2 separate regions of the Homo sapiens genome follow, and region 1 is linked to region 2. The links are chromatin loops, found by intact Hi-C in ENCODE. Cell type or tissue: heart right ventricle. All regions are shown on one strand. Links, peaks and the distances in the headings refer to the core of each region. The heading gives the core; the rest is flanking DNA. Region 1 has its middle 230 kb from the start of SESN3. Region 2 has its middle 280 kb from the start of SESN3.

The links. Hi-C counts contacts between places; a loop is a spot of excess contacts. Peaks named below come from ENCODE experiments on the same cell type or tissue, not always from the same donor. Only the 100,000 strongest peaks of a DNase experiment are listed, where the experiment ranks them.
Region 1: a loop joins it to region 2, with 2.1 times the contacts of the local background. A loop is called at or near these places in 3 of 110 quality-filtered maps.

What each region holds. Positions count from the first base shown.
Region 1 is chr11:95,455,953-95,458,765 of GRCh38, forward strand. No RefSeq gene overlaps it. Among named protein-coding and RNA genes, the nearest start is that of SESN3, 230 kb to the left of the region's middle. In heart right ventricle, for the core only: no CTCF peak of the experiment used is centred there; no DNase peak of the experiment used is centred there.
Region 2 is chr11:95,506,537-95,509,349 of GRCh38, forward strand. No RefSeq gene overlaps it. Among named protein-coding and RNA genes, the nearest start is that of SESN3, 280 kb to the left of the region's middle. In heart right ventricle, for the core only: a CTCF peak has its summit at 1,485 (motif pointing right); no DNase peak of the experiment used is centred there; H3K27ac peaks cover 563 bases.

The sequences.
Region 1 (2,813 bases), core at 277-2,776, 50 kb before region 2:
ATTGGTTGTTGCTGCTCAGAGGCTTTGAAGCTTTTTCCTCTTCACATTGGAGGGCTCCAGGACTCAGTCCTTTGTCTTCTTTTCTTCCCGAACTACCCTCTCTCCCTCGGTGATTTCATTTGCTCTCATGCCTTTAAACACCATCCACATGCCAACAACTCCCACATTTATTTCTCCATCCCAAATCCAGGCTAGCATGTCTAACTGCGTAACCGACATTGCCACTTTGATGTTTAATAGATATATGAAGTTCTGTATGTCCAAAAGAAGCTCTGAGTTTTTCCTCACAAGCCTACTTTGCCCATCACTTTCTCCATTTCAGTTGATGGCCACTCTACTTTACTAGCTGCACAGGCCAAAAGCCCTAGAGCCATCCTTGACACCTCTCTTTCTCTAATTAACACATAAGTCATTGGCTCAACTGTAACCTAATCCAAAATATGCTACTTCTTATCAACTCCACCACTAGCATCACTTCCCAGGTCACCATTCTCCCTCCCAGTTTGTCACAACACTTCCTAACCTGTGTCCCTGCCTCTGTCCCTACCCCCTATAGTCTATGCTCAACACAATTGCCAGAGGAATCACTTTACATGTAAAGCGAATCATATGACAACCCACTTTTCCTCCAAATTTTAATGGCATCCTTTAATACTTGGGATAAAAGTCAAAGTCTTTACAATGGTGAGTAAATTGATTGCATAAACAGCTGCAATTATCCACCCCTTCCTGTATCTGCCTCCCTTGCAAAGCCACTGTATAGCCCCTCCCAGCAAAAGGTGGAGTCTATTCCTCACCCCTTGAATCTGGGCAGGCCCTGTGATTTTCTTTGACCTGCAGAATGCAGCATAAATGACAATGTGCCACCTCTGGGCATCTTGGAACCCTGCCGTCCCCATGTAAACAAGCCTGGGCCAGCCTTCAGGATGATGAGAGACATGTGGTCTAGTCACATGTCCTAGCTGGCAGCCAGTCAACAGTCAGATATGGGAATGAGACCACCCCGGACTAGCCAGCTTTGAGCCAAGCCAACACCTGATCCTCAATGTGCAAGACCAGCTGAGGTAAGCTGAGCCTTGTCAAGATCATCAGAGTTCAGCTGAACCATAGATAGTCTTATGAGCAGTAGAAGATGCTTATTGATTTAAGCCGCTTGATTTTTTTTTAAATACAGAATTATTGTGGCAAGAAATAATGGATATAAATGGCCTATAAGGCCTTATGTGATCCACAACTCCCCTTACAACTCTGACTTTATCTGCTACATTCCGGAAGGCTTGGTCACCACGCTGGAGCCACAGCGGCCTCTTGCTCTTCCTGGACTACACCAAGCACGCTCCAGCCTCTGGGCCATTGCATTTGATGTTTCCTCTGCCTGGAATACTTTGCTCCACATACCCCCATGGCTTCTGGCCTTACTTCCTTGGAGACCTGCTTAAATGACATGCCAGCAAGAGTGATATTTGTAGTATCTTTTAAACATTTTGGCATGAGAACTGACCAATCACAACAGCCAAGGGTACAGGGCAGGATCAGGGACCTGGCTGTCCCCTCCTGAGCCAGGAATTTATCTTTTCATGGCTGAGCTGGGGGAAGTATTCCAAAACAGGAGCCAGGACAGCCAACGTGGTGGACAGGGCAGCAGTAGAGTGGCTTCAGGCCATGCTTGTCTAACAATCGGTAAGGATATATTTTAATATTTCAACAGTAAGTGTGGTGATCAGCTCTGATGATCAGGGTGGTGTCTCCACCACTCTGGCCTCATCCCCCTTATCCCAGAGTACTCTCTAGGTCCCTTATTCTACTTAATATTTCTCTAAAGCACTTTTTATTGCCATCCAACATATAATATATTTTTCTATTTATTTTCTCATTACTTTTCTATACTTCTCCTCTTTCTAGAAGACTGCTATCCAAAGAAAGTGTCTGTAATGATGGAAATATTCTATTTCTGAGCTGCCCAATAGGGTAGCCATGGCCACATGTGACTACTGAGCACCTAGGATGTGGCTCTGAGAAAACTGTGCTTTTAATTTTATTTGATTTTAATTACTTGAAATTTAAATAGCTACATTAGCTAGTAGCTTCCATACTGGACAGCACAACTCTAGATTGTTAAGTCTCATACAGTAAGAACTTTAAAAAATTTTTATTCACTACTATATCCCCAGTGCCTGGAACAGATGCTGGCATTTAGAAGTTCTTAAATACTTAATTGCTGAAAGAATGAATGAAAATGGTGGGTGGGAGGGCAGTAGATTGCAAGAGGAGGTGTCCATGCCAAATGCTTTGGTGCCCTTTCAAGGCTGTGACTGTAATGGAGAGTGGTTTGGGGGACATCGAAGGTGGCCTTCTCACCTGCTCCCCACGCCAGCTTCCCAATTTGGTGGGATATAATGAGTAGGGGAAGATGCCATATCTGGATCAGGATGTATGATTTCTCATGCTCACCCCAACCAGTCGACAAATGGGCTAGGCAGAAGAGAATATTTTCTCTGGCCTGTCCTTGTGGAATACCAGTGGCGGGGGGGGGGGGAAGAGGAACTCTGTGATACTGAGGCTCTCTAAGCTCCAGTCCTTACGGATGCCTGTGACGGAGCTCATGCTGCAGAATGACTCCCCTACAACCACAGAAAGAGCCCACTCTTCAAACTGTTCTTTCCACTGTCCTTATGAGGACAGGAGGCTCAGCAGAGACCCACCTCCACACGTGTCTCAGGCAGTGCTCACCGACTCTGGTGACACAGGGAACCAGACCCAGGCACACCAACAGCAACAGATTCCCTGTCATTGGTGTCTGCATATCCAACTGC
Region 2 (2,813 bases), core at 120-2,619:
GGACTACTGCCTAGCTTCTCTCCCATTGCTTCCATAAGGAAGGCACATTTCACTGCAGCTCAGAAATTATATACTTTAATGGTGAACTCTGAAAAAAACTCAGATGTGAGAAATATATTGTGATAAAACAAGTTGTCCAATGCCCTTTCCACATGGAGGAAAGTCTGATACCTGCCAGGCACTACACAGATGCTGCTGTTACTGCTTCTGGAATACACACAATGGCCACTCAACATGGGCTTCAACCAGCAAGAGGCCTGCAGTGGGAAGGAAATGCAAGGCAGATTTCTGTAAGAGAGTAGAAAGCTCTGTTTCCTATTGTCCCTGTGTGGTGTGGTTTGTGGAGCCCTGGAAGACTTGCCTAGACCATATATCTGCTCATCAATTTCTTGAGTTCCTTGATGGTTAAAGTTTTGAAGACATCTGTGAAAAAGTACAGATGCTATTGGGGTGAGATGATTCATTAAGCTGGTGTCTTGTGGTTACTCTAAGCACGGATTCATTGATACCAGGCAAGATCTGAGGAATAGGATACAGAAACAGGCAAGATTTAAAGAAGGTAATTCAAAAGGGTACAGAGCATAGGGTAGGGCAGGGAAGGTAAGGGGTAGGAAGAGGCTATTTATGTCCTTTGGGCGAAAGGTTCTGCACGGGGACAGAAACCATCAAAAGAGTAGGAAAACAAATTTTCCCACTTCACAACTTTGCATAGGGCAACTTTCCATATTGACAGACTGGGAACACGTTTTGTCATCCTTTGGTCAGTAGTACAACAAATGGATTCTATCTCAAGGAAAGTAGGAACATTCAGAGGTGACAAGAGCTTAACATTAGGTGGGCCTTGGGCCGTGAACATCAGGGAAGTCTTAATGTAATTTAATAGTGACACCTGGCATCATGACCACTTTCCTATTTGTGGTTTACAGGTTATATGATGCCCTATTTTATTCTTTTTCACCTGTTTCCAAGTACTACACATTTAGTGACTTAAACCAGCACACATTTAGTATCTCACAGTTTCTGTGCATCAGGAGTTTGGGCATGGCTTAGGCGAGTCCTCTGCTTCAGGGTCTCACAAAGCTGCAGAAAAGGGGTTCAACCAGCCTGCGTTCTCATCTGGAGGTCAACTGGGGACTCCACATCCAAGCTCATCAAGTTGATGGCAGAACATTTTCTTGTGGCTGTATGACCTCAGGTCCTAGAATTTCCCTACAGTTCCTGGAGATCACCTGTAGTTCCTTCAACAAGCCAACTGCTTGCTTTAACAAGCCAGCAAGGAGAATCTCGTGCTCCAGTCTGCTAAGATGGAGTCTTATATAAATAGCCTAAATTAATCCTGGGAGTGGCACTACCACCTTTCTCAGAGTCTATTGCCTAGAAGCAAGTCACAGGTGGGAGTGTGCCCCACCCACACATAAGTGAAGAGGATTATACATGGTGTGAACACCAGGGGGCAGGAATTAGGGAGCCATCATAAGGTCTGTCCACCTTCAGAATTGTGCCTGGGGTGGCTCCTCCTAACGTTCTCCTCTTAATTGCCTTCTTATCCTCCACCCCTAGGGAAAGATCTTCAGACCAAAAAGGCAATGTTATTACCGAGTCTATGATTCTGCCTGACACATAAGCTTGAATTAATCATCTTATAACATGAAGGCATTTATATTAGAAGCTCCCATCACCTTAGTGTTTTTCCCTTCAATACCTGGGACTAATACTTGGAGCTGGAATCTGCATCTCATTCGGAATCCAGGCTTGCTCTCTTGCCTCTTGTTCCTTCTATCCCAAAGCATCTGTATTTATAGCAGCTCCTCTCTCAGAAAAACAATTTCACCACAGTATCTGGCTTCTTGTTTTCCTTTCTTGACTGAGTGCATGACGAACTGGCCCATCCCAGGAGGCTGTTTTTTACTTGCGGTCTTTGAATTATTACATTACTGGCCAACGCTGCCTACTCCATCTCCTTGCACTCTTCATTTCTCCATTAATACTTTTTTCTCGCGAGTCCTTGGTTTTGTCTTTCTGCAGCTCATCTCCCTTCAGGGAAATTACCCTCTGTAATTTAGCATAGTCTGCACCATACCCTACCTCTGAGGAATGCTTTTCACATAGTCAATTGAAAAGGTAGCAGGCTTAGAAAAACACCACCAATGGCAACTTAAGCCCCAAACAGCTGCTGGTGAGCCTAATGAATACTGTGCTCGCTGGGATTATATAGCATGTCTGCATTTCTCACATACTGAGCAGGAATCTAATCTTTCTTACTCCTGCTTTTTTTTCTCTCTCATGCATTTGTTTAACTCTCTTCTTTCCACTTTATCATAGTCTTTAGTTTTGGCCAAATGTTTTAGATCCCATAGATCAGAATTTTCCAGTCTCTACCATGAAGCAAGGACTCTGATCCGTTACCTGGTGGCATCTCCCACGTAAGACCGATCCTTTAAGCTGCAAAGGGACCAACTAGAAAACTATTTCTCCTTCCTCTTGTAAAGGAATTTGTCATGGCTTAAAATAATTCAACCACCTTCCAGAAGCTTCTTTCTCCCAGCATGTTTAGCAGCAGGAAGAGTCAAATGTTCCACAGTGCCTATGGCTCACTCCCTATATACACAAACAGGTTTGCTGAAATTAAGGTTTTAAAAAACATTCCAGTTAAGATCAGAAAATCACAAGCGTTTTCAGCTTGATGTTCTCACTTTTCAACCAACTATTTTTACAGTCTATTAGCTCAGCCTAAGCCATTACTATCATGTGTATATATATATATATATATTTGGAAACGGAGTCTCGCTCTGTCACCCAGGCGGGAGTGCAGT